Regions from separate parts of the Mus musculus genome. Here region 2 is linked to region 1. A link is a loop called in an ENCODE intact Hi-C map of the cell type or tissue named here. Cell type or tissue: gastrocnemius. All regions are shown on one strand. Each heading gives the region's core, and the rest is flanking DNA. Links, peaks and the distances in the headings are about the cores only. Region 1 holds the start of Gm29865 (a long non-coding RNA gene). Region 2 overlaps Papss1 (3'-phosphoadenosine 5'-phosphosulfate synthase 1).

Region 1 (10,870 bases), core at 1,387-9,386:
ACAGAAGATAGGTGGAATGTTGGAAAGAAGTCACTTGTGAATGTTTTCCTTAAAATTCACTTTTAGAAATCATTTCTATATACTGGCTTCTACTCCTTTGACATTTAAGTATGTCACAAACAATCTCCAAGATAAGGATCAATCCAAAGGCTTCAAGGATTATTAGAAAATTGCAATGAGATGTTTTACTGGGGAATCTGAAAACAGCCCAGCTTGCTCTGCTTTACAAAAAGCTTCCTGGGAGCTCTGGTCCTGATGCAGCTCTGAGTCTCTCCACCCCAGAGGTGCTGTCCTGCAATTCCAAAAGACATTACTAACCACTGTTGACAAGAATAGATGGATGTCTTCTGCTGCAGGAAGGAAAAAGGCCTTCTCCACATGTGCTTCCCACCTGACTGCAGTCACCATTTTCTATGGGACTCTCGCCTACATGTATCTACACCCTCATACCAATGACTCTCAAGAGCAAGAAAAGGCAGCTTCTGTATTTTATGGCATAATTATTCCCATGTTGAACCCCTTGATCTATAGTCTGAGAAACCAAGATGTAATAGAAGCCTTCAAAAAGATAGCGAAGAAATGCTTATAATTTGAACATCTATTTATAATTCAACAATGTTTATCAAGCAAGCTATTTCTGAACCCCAGATATCAAGGCACATATTGAATGGCACATGGTTTCAAAACATTATTTCATCATATTAATTGTATTTAACAGGTATAGAAAAACAACTCAATTTAATAAAGTAACATTCATTCATGCTTTCTGAAAAAAAAAAAGAAAGGCAGAAGATATTAAAAAGTACAATAAAAAATGTGTAAACAAAATGGTATAAATATAAGAAAGCCTGGGGTCAACCTGCCACAAGTCCTAGTGGGAGACATCTTCATGAGATAGGATGGGGGCAGGGTGGGGAAGGGCTTAGCTGCACACAGTGAGAAGCTCAAAAGGCAGGAGGCTGCAGTGGTGAAGGGAAAACAGTGGCTCTGTGCTCCTTGGCTAAGAGCTGGGCAATCAGCAGAGTGAGATAGCCTATGCTACAGACACACAGCAGTGAGTGAGAAGATAGCCTCAAAGTCACGCTTCACAGTAACTTCTGTTTTGCCACTACAAGCAAGGCTAAGAACCTAAAAGTTTAAGTACAATGGACACTCCCTGGAACCCACTCCAACCTGTGGGGTTTTCAATACTGAGCAGAATCCAAAAGCACCAAGATGAATCTCTGGCAATGTATCTCTATTCTCTACCTGTATATCCCATAACCTGGCACATTCAGCTTTAAACATTACCTCTTCCTCAAGACATATGAACCGCCTGTTCTAGAGGATACGACAACATGCCTGGTCCACAGGCTGCAAACTCCAGAAGTGAGTCCTGGTATATAGTGAAGGGAAGCAACTGTAGATATTTGAACTCTGTAAGCAATTAGCACTTAAGCACCCTGGGCTCAGCACCCATTTAAACAAGATAAAACAGTATCTCCAAGTTTGGTTCACACCTCTTTTACCCATAAGGCTATGAGTTAAAGAACTCCAAGGCTGCTCCAGTGTGTTATTTTTGGAATTAAGAGTTTATTCAATGCTGGCATTTTTCTCTCGTCCTTGTTTATTTTCTCTTTAGCTGTATTCTTCCCTCCTATTTTTATATCATTTAAAAAGCAGCTTATAGATTGCATTCCTCTTATGTTTATACGATTTTGTTTAAGCATTTTCTTAATTGTGCTTTTCAATATCTTCCTCTTTTCTTCTTTCCAACATTCCACCTCTCTCTCTTCCATCCTTTTTTTTTTTTTTTTTGAAATTTGGCCTAGATTCTTTTTTCTCTTATGTCCTTTTCTGAAGTTTAGTTGGATCTTGCTTTTAATCAGAGAATCTAGTCTGTCCTTTTTTATTACAGTTTTAAGAACATTTACATTTAAGATTATTATTGAGAAAGGTTTAAAGGTTTTAATAATAATAATAATAATAATAATAATAATAATAATAATAATAATAATAATAAACTCTAACCCTATCACCATTGGACAGATTAGAATGAACAGTTACACATATGCAAGTTAAGCATGTTTAGACTAGAGGGAACTTCCATTGCCTCCTGTAAAACTCACATGTAAATGCGCATGAATGTAACAAGGAACAGAGCTTGCTTATTAACATTGGCTGTTTCCATGTTGGCTGTGTTCTTGGTTAGCCTTGCCTTCTCATCTATTCATGCAAGGCTGACTGATCTCTGAGTTGGACATGTGTGATTCTGTCTTACTTTCCCTTCCTTCGTCATGTATTCCTCTATGAAACATCCTCTCTCATGCCCTTGTGATCGATGGATAGTTTCCTGTTGAAAGATTCTACTTCCCAGCTTCCCTTGAAGACAACAGGGGTCATTTTCACCACTATAAAGGCTACAGCCATCTTCTTCCTGTGAGAATTCTCCTCCTCCATCTGCATAGTGTGGACATTAGCTCATCATTCCACATGGCACGGGACATAATGATCCACATCGGCAAAATATAAGATAGCCCAATCACCACCGTGTTTCCCTGAATAAATATAGCCCTGCCCAAAGGTCAGACTCACCTCTCTCTTTCTGCCTTTTCTGTCTCCTTTAATTCACTGACAATAATATACCACTGACCATTTTTCCTTCTCTTCTGTAGTTAAGGTTGATGTAGAGAGTGTCTGTGATGAGTTAACACGAATGTTTCTCAAATTATTCTATGAAATAGGAATGGAAAGAAGTCTACCAAACTTATTCTACTACCCAAGCACTTACTATCATAGTCTCAAAATTAAATAAAGTCAAACAACCACAAACATTCTAGACAACTTCCCTGATGGATATGGGTACAAAAATTCTCAACAAAATACTTGCAAAGCAAATTTAACAACACATTAAGAACTTTATATGGGATTACTAGGTTAATTTCATTCCAGGAATTCAAGGAAGGCTCAACATACACAAATTATATATATATATATATATATATATATATATATATATATATATATCACAAATGGACTAAAGGACAGAAATCAACCTGATCACTTCAATCAAAGATCAAGGTCATGATAATTTCATAATAAAGAAAGAAGAACAAAAGAAACATACTTCAACATGATAAAGGTTCTCTCTCTCTCTCCATCTCTCTCTCTCTCCATCTCTCTCTCTCTCCATCTCTCTCTCTCCATCTCTCTCTCTCTCCATCTCTCTCTGTCTGTCTCTGTCCCTGTCTCTGTATCTCTGTGTCTATCTCTTTGTCTCTCTGTCTGTCTCTGTCTCTGTCTCTGTCTGTCTCTGTCTCTGTCTGTCTCTCTCTCTGTCTCTCTCTCTCTCTCTCTGTCTCTCTCTCTCTGTCTCTCTCTCTCTCTCTCTCTCTGTCTCTCACACACACACACACACACACACACACACACACACACACACACACACACACACCATATACCTAGCCAGCATTTTTCTAAATGGGAAAAATTAAAACAGCTCCCAATCAAGAACAGAGCAAGGATGGCCACTGTCTTCATTCCAAACAATATAATGCTTGAAATTTTAGCACAATAAAGAAAAAGAAAAACATAAAAGATATGCAACTAAGAAAGGAAGAAGTCAAATTATCCCTATTTGTAGAGAGCTTAATTCTATCTTTAAAAGATCTTAATGATTTCACCAGAAATATTTAGAACTGCTAATCACTTTTATTAAAGTAGCAAGATATACAATCAATATATAAATACATAAATTTTGACTCTAGCGCCCAAAATGTACACTGCTAAGCACCCTCACAGCCTTTCCCCATGGTCAGCTGTTTCCAGTGTGACCCTTGCCTTGGGAAGGGAGAAATAATTGGTTCCAGGGGTTTGTTAGATCCTGGCTCTGAACTGACACCAATTCCTTTGCATCCAGAATAGCCTCTGAATTCCACTAGCAAGAGCTACAGCTGGCAGCTAATGGAACATCAACAAATCCTTCAGCCCCTTGGTCACTTCCTCAGTGCATATTTGGTCACCGGTTTTGGCAATCAGGCCTCTAGAGCAAGAGCAGCAAAGGGGAGAAAGTCCACAGAGTAGATCTCCCCATGTTTGATGAAATACAAGACCAGGAGCAAAATACCCCATTCTAGAAAGTAGTGCCATGAAAAACTGGAAAGATTCAGGATTCCATTCTTACCACAAGCATCCTCAGCTCTCCTGTGTGGCCCATGCAGCAGGTCTGAGAGCGCAGATGCTGTAAGAAAAACCATACCAGTCACAGCTGTCTGTGAGGCAGAAGCATCAACGAATTATCTTCCTGACACTGAGTTTAAAATATGATTTGCAGAAGTATTTGTTGATGCAAGCTGACAAAGGGTGGATGATGGTGAGTCTGTAAAGTGTCAATGTTACTGGGAAACTACATTTCCCAGAATACACTTCACTGTGCATGTTTAGTTAGGGTAGATTATGAGGACAGCTCTTGGGAAATTTGTGGGGGACAAGAGTGAAGCAGCAGCTGTTTTCTAGCTAACAAGTGTCATTTATCAGATGACATGAGGCAGAAGACAGGCCTGTAACTTTTCTATTCTCCTAGGTTCTCACTCAGCTTTTCTAACTTATGTACCAAGAATATATTGAACTCTGCTATGAAGGAGCCTGACTCCTACAGGATCCCATGCTACCAAGAGGCAAGGGAAAACACAGCAGTTCTGGGCTCTGCTCCTAGAGACCAGCTTGTCCCTGTGTTTTCCAGCCTGTTCTTGCCCTCCCCAACCTTCTGTCATCTCCCTTTCCTCCTTGACCTGGCCATCTTCAATTGATAGCATCATTCAAGAACTTCACAGGGACTATGCAACCTGGTCCGTTCCAGCAGTTGCGTACACCTAAAACCACACATGGCCTGCTCATTTGTCTGTTGCTCTCAAGGAGCTCAGTTCTATGGCAGAGAAAAAATTTTGGAGACATTAAAAAGAGAAGTATGATAATTATGAAAAGTGAGACTGCCTGGAACGGAGAGGGAGCTTTTGTGACACAGATGAAGAGCTTTTAAAGAGGCAAAGGAACTCTTTCTCTAAAACCAAAGGCAAAGAGGAAGTGAGCTGGAGATAACTCAGTTGATCATGTGTTTGCCACGCAAGCAGGACAGGAGTTCAACCACCCACATCTACATGAAAAGCAGGGCATTTCTGCACATCCTTGTGATCAGAGGACTGCGGAGTAGATAAAAGAACCAGCTCTCACCCCCAAGGCTCCTTGGCCAGCTAATCTAGCTAATTCAGTGAACTCCCGGTCTCAGTGAGAAACTTTGTTTCAAAACGGTGGGTAGCTCCTGAGAAATGACACCTAAAGCTGACCTTTGTCATTTACGTGTACACACATGAATGTAGACATGTGTGTGTGCACGAGCACACACACACACACATACACATTCACTAACTCACTCACACCTGTACACACCCATAGAGTAAGAATTTTAAAAAATAAGATGAAGAGAAAACAGATAATTCAGAGGGAAAAGATCATCGTGAAGATGTTGCACTTGAAAATTCAGCTGGGCAACCAATTTTCCAGGAAAGAAAGAATTTCCTGAGATGGAAGATAGAGAATCCAGTAACAAGAAGCAAGCTCAGGACAAAGGGAACACGTTTTATACATGTCCCAGACTGTATGATAAGCACTATGAATTCGTCCTACCCAAGGCCTCCTCTTGTATCCTTTTCTTTCTCTCAGGAAGCAAAGCAGCTGTGGCTGCATTAATTCAGTGTCAGAAAGAAGAGACCAATAATCAGACCTGAAGCTCGCATTGGTCCCAGGAGGTAAGTTTAAGATATTGAACCATTCTCATCAGACCAAGTCAAAGCTCCCCAACCTAGACAGGCACCTTGGACTGAGGGATGAGCAAGCACAAGAATTTCTGATGTGCTAAGAGCAAGCAGTAATTGATGTTGAATATTACAATCTGGGACACAAAATCCTTATCATTAAATGTGTCAGAGAGAAAAGGCCAGACCTTAAAGCACGATACAAGGATGGCACTCTGCAGTGGTGAGCCCCCCTGTGTATAGAAAGAGAGACAGGTGACATCTGATGAGCTGACAGAAACGCTGTGGGCTCCAGAGAGGTTTTCAGGTAACTTCACGGCAGCCTCTGCTTCCAACCTACAAAACCTCGAATTCCCTTCCCCCAGATACGTATTCGGAAACAATTTCAGATGCGCACGCATCTCCCTAAGCCTCCTTAAGCCTGATTTCTCTAGCAAATGCTTTCCAATGCCCTGTTGTTTTAGAGAAAAACCATTAGCTTTCTGCGTGCCTAATCCAATCTTCTGCTCTTTGTCAGGAAGCTCTTGTGCATTCTGTCATTGCCTTTCGGTTAAGTAACATACACTAAAGTTTGGCAAACATTCCAGGAACTCTCCTCAGGGTTAGCTTACCTATTCGTTTATGCTTGTTAGCTCAGTGCAGGTCATCACATAAACAGAGGAACTTAAGATGACTCCATTGTCACAGCGAATCTCACAGACACGGAGGAACAGCCACAACGCTGGCATCAAATCTGTGCACGCAGGCATCCTTCCCTTGCCCAAATCAATTGGTGGCTCACTAGTGTCACATTGGTAAATGCTCGACCTCACTCTGGAACCCTATCTGTCACATCACCGTCCCTTTTCTCTTTAACTGGTCCTCCTGAAAATTGCTCATTTTGATTAAAAAAAATATATTCAGTCAAAATACCTTGTGTAAGTTTTTAGAGTCAAAAAAATATCTCTGAGAGCTGTTGCTTCAGAATTGCAATCACTGTTTTAATCTTGTCATAGATGTATTGCATGCTGTGTCTGGTGTGGATTGTTAAGCCCTAGCATGGACCGTATAGTCCCCAGTGGTTTATGTTGTGCTTGTATTATTCTCTGTATTTTTTTTAAATAGCACTAAGTACAGAGCTTGTGTTCAACAAATAATAAATAATAATCATGGGTCTTATTTGCAGGTGGGATCATTTGAGAAATGGAATATTTTCATGTGAGCTTGCCAATGAATTCTCTCTCCACTCAGGAAAGAATGTCCTGGTGCACTCCTGCCCGGAATTCAGGTTAGAGTAGATGGACAATTTATTCTCAGGATCATGGTCTAGAGCACATCAGGGTACTAAAGAAAACAGGCCAGCAGAAATGCAATGCCCCTGGGGTATTGTGGACCGAGTGATAACAGCAAGAGGCCATTGTTATAGTTACATACAGGTGTATTCCCACAATGCTAGATCAGTAGGCAACTCCATTTCCAAATCACCACCATTCTGCTGAAATACACCAAAAGGAGAGGTGCCTCTGTTTAGTGGAAGTATACATGATTTTCTTCTTCACTTTCTAAATTCGTCCAACACAGATTTCCTCATAGGGGACCAGGAACCCAATACCATGTCAGGAAGTAGCAAGAAGCTGATGAGTAGCATCCATGACCTGCCACCAAGGACCTCGCAGTCTTATGACATAGACAGATAGATAAGTAATCCCAGCAATGCATGATGCAATTCAGTGCTTAAGAGTCAATTTCTCAAAGTATTGTGAAAACGCGGAGAAGGGGCCACTAAGCTTGCTCAGTCTCTGAACTTCCCATTGCCTCGCTTCCACACATACAGCTTTCTCTTTTGAGAATTCATTGCGTCATTATGATCAGAGATGTGCCTACCTCTGCCCCTCCCCCCCCCCCAAGGGTAGGGAGCGAGTATGTCACCTTAATGCTCAGTGTGTGGTTTTCTTTTTGTTTTTCTTTTCTTCCTGTTGTTGTTGTTGTGGTGGTGGTGGTGGTTGTGTCTTTGAAACATCCTGTGTCTTTGTAACAGACCAATACTAGCCATTTGGAAGAGTTCCTTTTGTTCGGGTTTGTTAATCATTTAAGATCATCTTTGAAAGTCTTAAAGAGCTCTCGTGTGAACTCATCTGGGCCTGAGATTCTTTTCTGTCAGAAACTTTTTATTACAATTTCAGTTGCCTTGAATTATTAAGGGTTTGTTTAAGTTGTTGATCTCCTCTTGATTTACCTTTTGTGGTTAATCCAAAATTTAAGGAACCTGGAAATTCATTCACTTATTTTAGATTATCTAACATAAGGAGAACTGTATATACAGGCATGCATACACACACATACGCACAGACACACATATGTGTGTGTGTTCAGAAATAAAGCCTGATGTGTTGGCTCATGCCTGTAATCCCAGCATTTAAGAGTCTAAAGCCACAATATTGCCATGTTTTGTAGGCCAGTCTGAACTACATAGTCAGTTTTAGGCTGTTTGTCCTGGCAACAGAGTAAGACAATGTCTTCCACAAAAATTAAAATAAAATAAAATAAAATAAAATAAAGGGATTTAATGAAGAGATAACTCCCACTTCACTATGAATTATTTGAAAAAGAGATCTTCATGTTAAAGCACTGTGAGTCCAGCATCTTGTGTACGGTTTATAAATATTTAAGTAAATGTAAATCAGTCATTTACTACTAGAAGTGATAATCACATAATATAATATAAAAGAGTACATCACTACATGAAAATTATTTAACAATTAAAACTAATATGCAACATGCAAAGGGCATAAAATAAATGCCATAATGAGAGGAGAAATAAAACTACTTTTGAAAAATATTTACGCTGTGACATCCGTCCTATAAACATAAAGCCCACGAAATGACAGAATAGTGCTAACAGAAAGGTATGTGTGCAAAATCCAAGAAGACGAATAATGCGTGGCAGGAGAACAGCAGATTCTGAAGAGTGTCTTCCTCTCTCAGGAGGAGATCACTGAGAGGAAAAGACACGTGAGGAATACCAACCAGGTGTGGTTTTTTGTTTCTTTGTTTTGTTTGTTTGTTTTTTAAGGAAGAAAGGGTTTATTTTAGCTTATGATTCTAGAGCGATAGAACCCATTAACCGTTGGGAAGACATGGCCTGCTGGCAGGAGCAGTAAGCTGGTGATCATATTTTATGTACATGAAGGAAGGAAGGTCGGGAGGAGAGGAGGGGTCGAGAGGGGAGAGAGGGGAGAGGGGAGAGGGGAGAAAGGGGAGGCAGAGAATAAAGCTATCAACTCTCAAAACCTGTGCCCAGTGATGTACTTTTCTTCTTCTTCTTCTTCTTCTTCTTCTTCTTCTTCTTCTTCTTCTTCTTCTTCTTCTTCTTCTTCTTCTTCTTCTTCTTCTTCTTCTTCTTCTTCTTTTCTTCTTCTTCTTCTTCTTCTTCTTCTTCTTCTTCTTCTTCTTCTTCTTCTTCTTCTTCTCCTTCTCCTTCTCCTTCTCCTTCTCCTTCTCCTTCTCCTTCTCCTTCTCCTTCTCCTTCTCCTTCTTCTTCTTTTCTTCTTCTTAAAAGTTCCATAACATTCCCAAACAGTACCACACACTGGGGATCAAATGTTAAAATACATGTACATGACTATGACGTTTGTCATTCAAACTCCCATAGTCCTTGAGCCCTTAGCCTAGAGCCAACCAGGTTTGTAACACTTCCTTTGTCTAACTAATGGTGGACACACGGCTGCCTGTTGCAGAACCCTTTATGATTTTTAATCTGTCTGAAAGAATTCCAAATAACTTAGGCTGGTACAAACACTACGTGTGTATAGGGGCTTCTCCCTTCAATCCAAGAACAGCTTAGAGGTATCCTTTTGTTTTTCCCTCGCTCTTCCACCTAAGTTAGCAGTCCAGTGCTCCCTGGGGGTGTGGTTCCCTGCAACATCTGTGACACTAGCTCCTCAGAGCTCTGCCTTTCTCTGCTCAGCAGTAAATCACAAACTTTCTCACACAGAATGTCACAGAGACATGCTAGGCAACAATGCCACTTTAGCAAACAGAAATCACTTACCTGACTGTCTTTGTTCCTATAGATAAACCTTAATGTCAAAAACAGTTTGATTCAGTGCCTCTTTAGCAAAAGAATAGCTGTGGACTCCCCAGCCATGGGTTCTCAACCAAGGATGACAGTATGATGTATGAACATCCTTCTGTGCAGAGAGCATCAAATCCATTAAGAAAACTTTTGGTCACCTCCTTATTCATGCCAACACTACAAAAAAAAAAGTCATTGCTGCTCATGGTTATTATTGCAGCTCACAAGTTTCCCAGCTGTAAGATGGCTGATGCCTTTTCTCATCCTGCAACTTACAGCATCCTGAGTACCAGCTTAAATACCCATAAACCACTACCACTCTCACCTTTACCAGAGAAACTTCTTAATGTAGCTGTCGGTGGCTCACACAGAGACTCAGAATCAGTCAAAGTGCTCAGGATGAATGACTATGGAATGCTAAATCCTACACGGGATATCTATACCATACCTCCTCAACTCTTAAGGTTCAGGAAACATTGCAGAAGATGAGAAGAACGACTCTAGGAACCAGAGGTCAGGAAGGATGGCTATGAAACAATGTCTCCTGGACATTAAAGGGCCATTGCATGCATAGGTGTGGTAGCCAGCACATGACCTGCAGAAGATCAAGCCAATCAACACTTGAACATGGAGAAGGAAAGGGTTCATGAGACCCTACTCCTACCTGAGAAACTACTGCCTGTTGATGGCCGTGAGGGAGAAAGGAGTTTTCTCCAGTGGTGTAGTTCACACTCCTGTGGATGTGTGCTACCTCCACATGCATATGGACAGTACTAAGGAGATTTGGTGGGTCCAGAAGGAAAACAATGAGGAGGAGGAGAAAGAGGAGGGGGGGAGGAAGAGGAGGAGGAGGAGAAGAAGGGGAGGAAGAGGAGGAGGAGAAAATAGAAGAAATAATAAAGTTAGGAAGAGATATGGAGGAGGGTGGATGTGATGTAAATACATTGTATTCATGCATTAAAAAAATAATGTGTAGCAAACACAGAAGTGGATGCTCACAGTCAGCTATTGGATGGATCACAGGGCC
Region 2 (8,000 bases), core at 1-8,000, 300 kb after region 1:
CTTCCTCAGTCACTCTTCATTGTGTGTGTGTGTGTGTACATTTGTGTGTACATGTGTGTACGTGTGTGTGTGTGTGTGTGTGTGTCGGGGTGTGTGTGTGTGTGTGTGTGTGTCGGTGTGTGTGTGTGTGTGTGTGTGTGTGTGTCGGTGTGTGTGTGTGTGTGTGTGTGTGTGTGTGTGTCGGTGTGTGTGTGTGTGTGTGTGTGTGTGTGTCGGTGTGTGTGTGTGTGTGTGTCGGTGTGTGTGTGTGTGTGTGTGTGTGTGTGTGTCGGTGTGTGTGTGTGTGTGTGTCGGGGTGTGTGTGTGTGTGTGTGTGTCGGGGTGTGTCGGGGTGTGTGTCAGTGTGTGTGTGTGTGTGTGTGTCAGTGTGTGTCAGTGTCGGTGTGTGTCGGGGTGTGTGTGTGTGTGTGTCAGTGTGTGTCAGTGTTTGTGTGTGTGTGTGTGTGTCGGGGTGTGTGTCAGTGTGTGTGTGTCAGTGTGTGTCAGTGTTTGTGTGTGTGTGTGTGTGTGTGTCGGTGTGTGTCGGGTGTGTGTCGGGGTGTGTGTGTGTCAGTGTGTGTGTGTGTGTGTGTGTGTGTGTCAGGGTGTGTCGGGGTGTGTCGGGGTGTGTGTCGGTGTGTGTGTTTGTCAGTGTCCAGGGGCGGGGGAGAAGCTTCAGGTCAGCGGTTTATACGGAATGCCTGACTTCGAGAATGTATCTCAGAAGGGAAATCACACACAGCAGGAAAAGTAGACGATCCTTCTTTAAAGGCAGATAGGCAGCGTAGGCTCTGCTCTCCACGTGGACTTTCAGTGAGAAAGGTGTGTTGGCAGGAGCTGGGAGTGGGCACAGTGAAACACCCTAAATCCTCCCATGTCACTTGCCTAGTACACTATTTAACTGCTCTCTGCCATGGGCGCATTACAGGGTGAATGGCCTGTTGTCAGTCTCTACCAAGCCTGTGAAAGTCCAGAAACCCCTGTCCCTGAGGGACAGCAGGATCCACCTCAACCAGCTGAACACACCCCACATGTTCAGCTGGATAGGCAAGGCCCCAAAGTCACATTAAGCCATACATGTAATTGGCAGCTGCAACATAAAAGAACCAAAATCCTCTCCACTGAGAAATGAACGCTGAAAGTATCAATTACATAAAAGGCCAGGTACTCATTAGGCTTCTGTAAAGACAATTACCGTCAAGTTCACAGAAAGGACACAGAAGTCAGAAAACTCGTCACGAAATATAAGGGACACATTTTCAAACCAAAAGGAGATGGAAGGTAGCAGGACACTATACGTCAGTTATTCCTATGTTCTTACTGCTACTGTAGTGACAGAAGAAAAGAAGATATGAACATTCTTTACCTAAGAATCTGCGATCTGTGCCCCAATTCTAAATCCACAGCCTGGAGCGGGCTTCCTCACCACACGGTGCCTCTATTCCCCAACCACTTAAAAAAGATCAGACACACGCTCTCTAGGGCTGTTGTGAGAACGAGGTGGCATGGTGTCTGAACTGAGACGCTAGCCTTTACAGGGATACATACTGCCCTAAAGGCTTCCCATAGACTTGTTCATTTGTCCTGAGACCTGCCTATCAAGGCGTGAGAAGCCATCACTGTCTGCCCCTCTACAAATGAGGGCTCTAAGGCTGGAGACATTAGCAAATGCACACTGTACGCCTTCCAGCGCACTTAGCACACCGGTAATAAATGAGATGGTGATGGCGATACTCCCTGTGTCTGTACATGCTAGGGTCTGGCTTTAGCTCCTCACGTCAGTCCATTCGCTCACAGAATTCACAGTAACCTCCAAAGCAGGTACTATTTCTAATGACTAATTTAAAAATGATGCCAGAAATAAAGTCATTTCTCCAAGGCCAAAAAAAAAAAAAAATCAATTGATAGGTGTTAGAGTTGGAACTCCAACTCCAAAATTATCCTTTAGATTTCCCCCATTAAAAACTAAGCTATGAAACTTTACCAAATGCCTTGTTATAATTTATTTTCAAAAATAAATTCTGTTAAGCATTAATAAGTCTAAGGGTTTCTAGTTTATGTAAAATCTTTCAGCGCACTGATAATGTTCTTCACAAAAAAGCTTGTCAGCACTTCCGTTTGGCCTGGAAAAGTTCTCTTGATGAGATATGAACAGCTGTAAACCTACTTCTTCAAGCCCTCTTACAGTGCGCGTACAGAGAGCCTCCCTCCTCTGCCATGGCCTTGGAGCTCTTGGCACTTGGAAGATCAGAGTATACGGTGTGGGAAGAAATGCCGTGGGGTGTCCACAAAGCCAGTCTCAGCCCCACCCTGGGAAGAGCCACTCTCCAGTTGCTTGTTTTGCCATTTCTTTGCTGTATTACACGGTGGAAGGGTTGGGGAGGGCACCTGGGGCGGGGGGTTACTGAAACTCTCCCTTCTCCCACATTTATTGGTGGATAGCTGTCAACAATCTAGAGAGGTCAGAAGAGAGGCACTTAGTAAGCGTCCTTCCAACTCCATCTGATACAATGCGTATCTAATAAGTATTCTAATTTCTAGCTGGTTTCCTCTGCCAAGATGCAGCTCCCAAAAACCAATGACTCACGGCAGTAGGGCCGGCCCACTGCGATGTTCCAAGCCCATGGCTGAAGCTGTTGGAGTAGTACTCTTTCCTCAAATAGGGGCAAGCCCTGTCTCTTCAGAAACACAACGGAGGGTCACCTGACTCTGCTTGCCTGAGCACAGCAAGATCTTGCAAAGGAGCCAGTGTTGCTACAACTAAAAGGCTCCTTCGACCAGACCACATCAGCCCACAGACACACAAATGATCTGTGGAGAAAGCTGCGTGTCTCCAAGGTGACTAGGGAGAGGCAGAGATAACACCAGTGACTCCAAACGATCTCAGAAAGGAATTCAGTCGCAAGCACTGTGCTTCATACATACATACGCGAGTTTAGTCATATGTGCCTTCAAATGTCAACATGGAGGCGATAGTTATGTTTTCAAAATCAAGCCGCCGGAAAATATTTTTATTTTTCGACCGAAGTAATTTTTCATCACATGCATTCAACAAAATTCTTCCCTTTGCAGGTTCATATCTAACGATATTTTAAATGGATTTTAGCCTTACAATGTGGTATATATACATTTCTTCTGGAGGAGAACCAATGCTAAATATAAGATCAAGAGTTTGCTTCTGCTGGAGAGATGGCTCGGTGGGTAAGAGCACTGACTACTCTTCTAAAGGTCCTGAGTTCAAATCCCAGCAACCACGTGGTGGCTCACAACCGTCTGTAATGAGATCTGACGCCCTCTGCTGGTGCGTATGAAGTCAGCGACAGTGTCCTTATGTATAATAATAAATAAATCTTTAAAAACAAAAAAGAGTTTGCTTCCGTTTTCTTCTGAAAAGATGAAGCAAATGCTTCTGGAATGAATACAAACACCATGAGCAAGGGGGAGCACTCCAGGGGAGCACCAAACACCTGCTCCTGAGCACTGGGGAGCACTCCAGGGGAGCACCAAGCACCTGCTCCTGAGCACTGGGGAGCACTCCAGGGGAGCACCAAGCACCTGCTCCTGAGCACTGGGGAGCACTCCAGGGGAGCACCAAGCACCTGCTCCGTGGAGGCGAGCCCTACAAAGTCTGTGTAGAGCCGAGGCAACTACTTAACAGAAGTACAAAGTGAACCTTAAAAGTGCAGACACAGGGCTGGAGAGCCGGCTCGGCGGCTCAGAGCCCTGGCTGCTCTTCCACAGGATCTGGATTCAATCCGCAGCATCCACATGGCGGGTCACAGCCATCTGTAGCTGCAGTTTCAGGGGATCCGATGCCGCCTTCTGGTCTCTGCAGGCACGAGGCACACACATGGTGCACAGACAGAGTTGCAGACAAAACACCCATACACATATTTTTTTTTTTTTATTTTAAATGCAGACACAGCCAGTTTCTACCACATTCTAATCCAAACCTCTGTCTCTAAAACCAGCACTAAACACCCAAAAGGACTGATACTCGCTCGAAGTGAGACTGGCTACCTAAGGGACAGAACGTGGAGTCCCTGCCACATGAATTGACTGTTTTATTTAGGATTCCTTAGGATTTCCACAGACTCACCTAGCTATCAGAAACACCATGTCTCTCTTATCGTTCACATAATCCATTGTATTTCAGCAAATTTCCTTTCAAACAAACAAACAAACAAACAGATGGCTAGCCAGAGAAAGTCTTCACCTAGACACCTCACCCATCTAAGAGGGCCCCATGTTCCAGTGTGAGAGAAATAGGGACTCAGGCTGCCCAAGTGTCCAAGCAGAGCTCAGTGAACAGTTCACACATTTGCCCATCATGATGGTTGCGTTTTATACCTTCAAGTACAGAAAATTACATGCTATGAATTGTAAATACTTATTCAATTTAAAAGATGGACACCCCATTTCTTTTTTAATTGACTAAACACGACCTCAGACTGACGGATGCTACACCCACATCCTTGTTCGGGCAACTGTTTTCTGCTTGGAAACTGGTGGGCACGGCGCTCAATCATCACCCAGAACTAGCGATTCTAGTCCTCTCATTTGACTCTCCCTGTAGAAGCCGGAGCATGTTAACAGACAGTGGTTCCACGCTTCAAGGCTTTTTCTCTATGTATCTGCTGCACTTTCGTCTGGAGCCAGATCTGCCCAGCAGATTGAATGCTGGGGCCCGTCCGTGCACATTTTCATGCAACTATTAAGTTTCTATCGTCTCAACTCCATGCATCCGAAGCACGAGCAAACGACATCCTGGCAGCACTTTAAAACCGAGCTCCAGAGTCTGGTTTTTATGTGCAGTATAAAATCCATTTAGAGCACTAACCCACCATTTTGTAAGAAGACAAACCTTTAAATAATTTATAGCACTAGTAAATCCAGAGTTCCTGGTAGATTTAAAAACAGCATTTAAAATATCACTTTAGATTAAAACCAGCGGCAAGAAGCCTGCTCCCTTGTGTTCTCACAGGCCAAGTTAAAATGCAATACTAGCAGGCCATCTAGTGACCACTCAAGGGGTAGTGGAAAGAAAAGACAAAGCCACCCGCTTACTTGTCTTCTATTGTCTTGAATAAATGCTTGCATTTGAATCAAGTTAAGAAAACAACAGTCCTCGGATAAAGGATGAGACATGTATATTTTTATGTGAGTGACTGTATGGAGCAACCAGACGGGAAGAGAAATTAGAATCTAAAGTACTCACATAAAAAAGACCTCATGGCTGTAATACCCCACTTTTCTTGAAAATGCAAAATAAATATTTATCTTCCCTGGTGACAGTAAATTAAGAATACCAGTTAAAGATGGGTGGTGGTGGCACAAACCTTTAATCCCCGCTCTCTGGAGGCACAGGCTGGAGGATCTCTGAGAGTTCGAGGCCAGCCTGGTCTACAGAATGAGTTCCAGGACAGCCAGAGCTGGACAGCAGAGCTGCACAGAAGAACTCTGTCTCAGAAAACTGAAAATAAAATAAAACAGGTAGAAGCCATTTTAAGGAGAGTCTCCCCAGAACAGTGGTAATTTTAAAAACAAAAACAAAATCTGCCACTACTGTTCCCATGGGCACAGCCTTTTAAGCTCCTTCATTCTCTCAAAAGTCCCAGGAGGTGCTCGCTTCTTCTCTCTACCCAAAGCCACAGCATAGTGCAAAACCCATTATATATTTGGTCTTTGTCCCCAGGTCCTAGCACAGAACTATGAGCTTTGAATCCCCTAAGTGGTAACATCTTTCATATGGAGAAATTCATGGTTGATGTCTCCTGGACAGCTTCAGGATTGGGTTTTGTCAGCAGAACGATTACCTTGTTCGCAGGCTGGTATCTTGCAGCCTCACCTCTAGCCTACTCCACTAGTCACTGCCCAGAGGAAGCCTCCATGAGTACCCCCTAAACGATAGAGTTCAAAGGCTTCTGGGCCGCTCTATATGCAGGGGTGCTAAAACAGAGAGCCAAAAGAAGGCATGGAAACTTGGTTCACTATGCCCCACACTACCCTATACATCCCGTCCATAAAGCTCTTCCTGAATTGATAATAAACCAATTAGCAACAATCAATACTCTCCCGAGTCATTCTGACCAATTACAGAGCATGAAGAGAGGCACCCCAGGTTATATAAGCAGCTGGCAGAGAGTGGGTGACTTCGACAACTGCACTCATGACTCCTCTCTCGACAAGCAATGTTCTGAGACTGGGCCTTAACCTGTGATCCAGGAAGGATCAGAACTGACTGGAACTCTTGGGAGACTCCGACGAAACCAGAGGTAAGAGCATTGGCAGCTGTGAGGAAAAACAAGCAAAGCCCCTAAGAACTGACCCTTAGTTTATTTCAGAAATGAAGTTGTCATTATAAAGAGCATCTTATTAGGATTCCAACAAAGAAAAGGAGCTCCTGCATATGTGATAACATGAGCTGCCTGCGCAGGCGACTGCTGCCGCACAGCCAGCAGCCCTGCACAAAATCACCTGTGCAAGCCTACCTGCCCACCTGTGCAAGCCTACCTGCCCACCTGTGCAAGCCTACCTGCCCACCTGTGCAAGCCTATCTGCCCACCTGTGCAAGCCTACCTGCCCACCTGTGCAAGCCTATCTGCCATCCACGTTAATGATCCGTGCAGCCTAAGACAACGGTGTCGAAAAGACCTTGAAAGCCTCCCCACTTAGCCCTTAAAAATCCACACCTTTCATCATAGCACTCTGGAGACAGAGGCAAGCAGGTCTCTTCAAGTTCAAGGCCAACCTAGTCTACATAGCAAGTTCGAGGTCAGCCAGGAAGACTTTATCTTAAAAATAAATAAATAGTAAAACTCACAGGTACATCCCTCAGTAGTTAATAATGCTTGCTGCTCTTAGAGGACGCAAGGTCAGTTTCTGGGCATTCGTGCTGGGCAGCAAACACACACACACATACACACACAACACACAAATAAACCTATAAACAGAAATGGCCCACAAAGACCTTACTTCCCATATTATAGAACATTTCTCATCATCTAGATTCAAACTTGAGAAGTTTCTTTCACTGTGTGAGTTTTTTTCCCAAGTCAGGCAGTATTATCCTTGATTTTCTCTAGAGTGCCTTTAAAGGACTCTAATAGTCTTCAGTCTTTGTAAGATCAATGAAATCCCGTCTGCACTCAGGAATCAACCACCAAGGGATGTGAAAGGGGATCAAAGAGTCATATTTCATTCAATATTCAGATTTCATATTTGTCCCCAGGTCCTAGCACAGAACTATGAGCTTTGAATCTCCTAAGTGGTAACATCTTTCATATGGAGAAATTCATGGTTGGTGTCTCCTGGACAGCTTCAGGATTGGGTTTTGTCAGCAGAAGGATTACCTTGTCTGCAGGCAGGTAATCTTGTTTATCTTGCAGCCTCACCTCTAGCCTACTCCACTAGTCACCGCCTACAGGAAGCCTCCGTAAGTACCCCCTAAACGATGGAGTTCAAAGGCTTCTGGGCCGCTCTTCATGCAGAGGTGCTAAAACATCTCTGGGAGTAATACAGAATTTAGAAATGATGACCCACTAGAAAGACCCAAGTGTGGGCTGCAGCATCCACCCTGTGACAACACCGAGCCCACCTGACCCAACTATTCTGAGACTACATCACAAACCTGACCCTGCTTCTCCTCAGTAAAACGGTGATGTTACAGGTGTTGAGCCTATTGTGAACTGTTCGGGTTGACTACTCTGCTCTGAGTCACTGCTGTACCCCACCTGCTCAGCCCCTCCACCCTCCGTCTATTTGAGATCCCACTATGCGTCCTCCCCTAAGCACCTCTGGAAAAATCTCGCCAACTTCTCTGCAGTAATCCTGAGGTGAGCTGCATGTACTATACCTGGCTGGATGGTTGGACAGGGTGTGCATTGTACCAAACTGGCCTGTCCATGGGAAAGCAGTGTGCGTCCCACCAACTAAGAAGTGTGACCTGCCAGCTGTTCACTGCCTTCTCCATGTGCCCTAAGGCTTCCTTGAGATTCAACTTTACTAGGAAGCAATCAAAG

The links. A loop is a pair of places that touch in the nucleus more often than their neighbours do. Peaks named below come from ENCODE experiments on the same cell type or tissue, not always from the same donor. Only the 100,000 strongest peaks of a DNase experiment are listed, where the experiment ranks them.
Region 2: it touches region 1 in a loop (2.8-fold over the local background); 3 of 42 quality-filtered maps call a loop at or near these places.

The regions. Positions count from the first base shown.
Region 1 is chr3:131,888,799-131,899,668 of GRCm38, reverse strand. Gm29865 (a long non-coding RNA gene) reads right to left here and starts at 6,571. Exons shown (of 3, transcript XR_376086.3): 1 at 6,401-6,571. It also overlaps the pseudogene Olfr375-ps1. In gastrocnemius, for the core only: no CTCF peak of the experiment used is centred there; no DNase peak of the experiment used is centred there.
Region 2 is chr3:131,590,319-131,598,318 of GRCm38, reverse strand. All of the region lies in intron 5 of Papss1 (3'-phosphoadenosine 5'-phosphosulfate synthase 1), which reads right to left. Among named protein-coding and RNA genes, the nearest start is that of Gm36917, 6.7 kb to the right of the region's middle. In gastrocnemius, for the core only: a CTCF peak has its summit at 4,994; no DNase peak of the experiment used is centred there.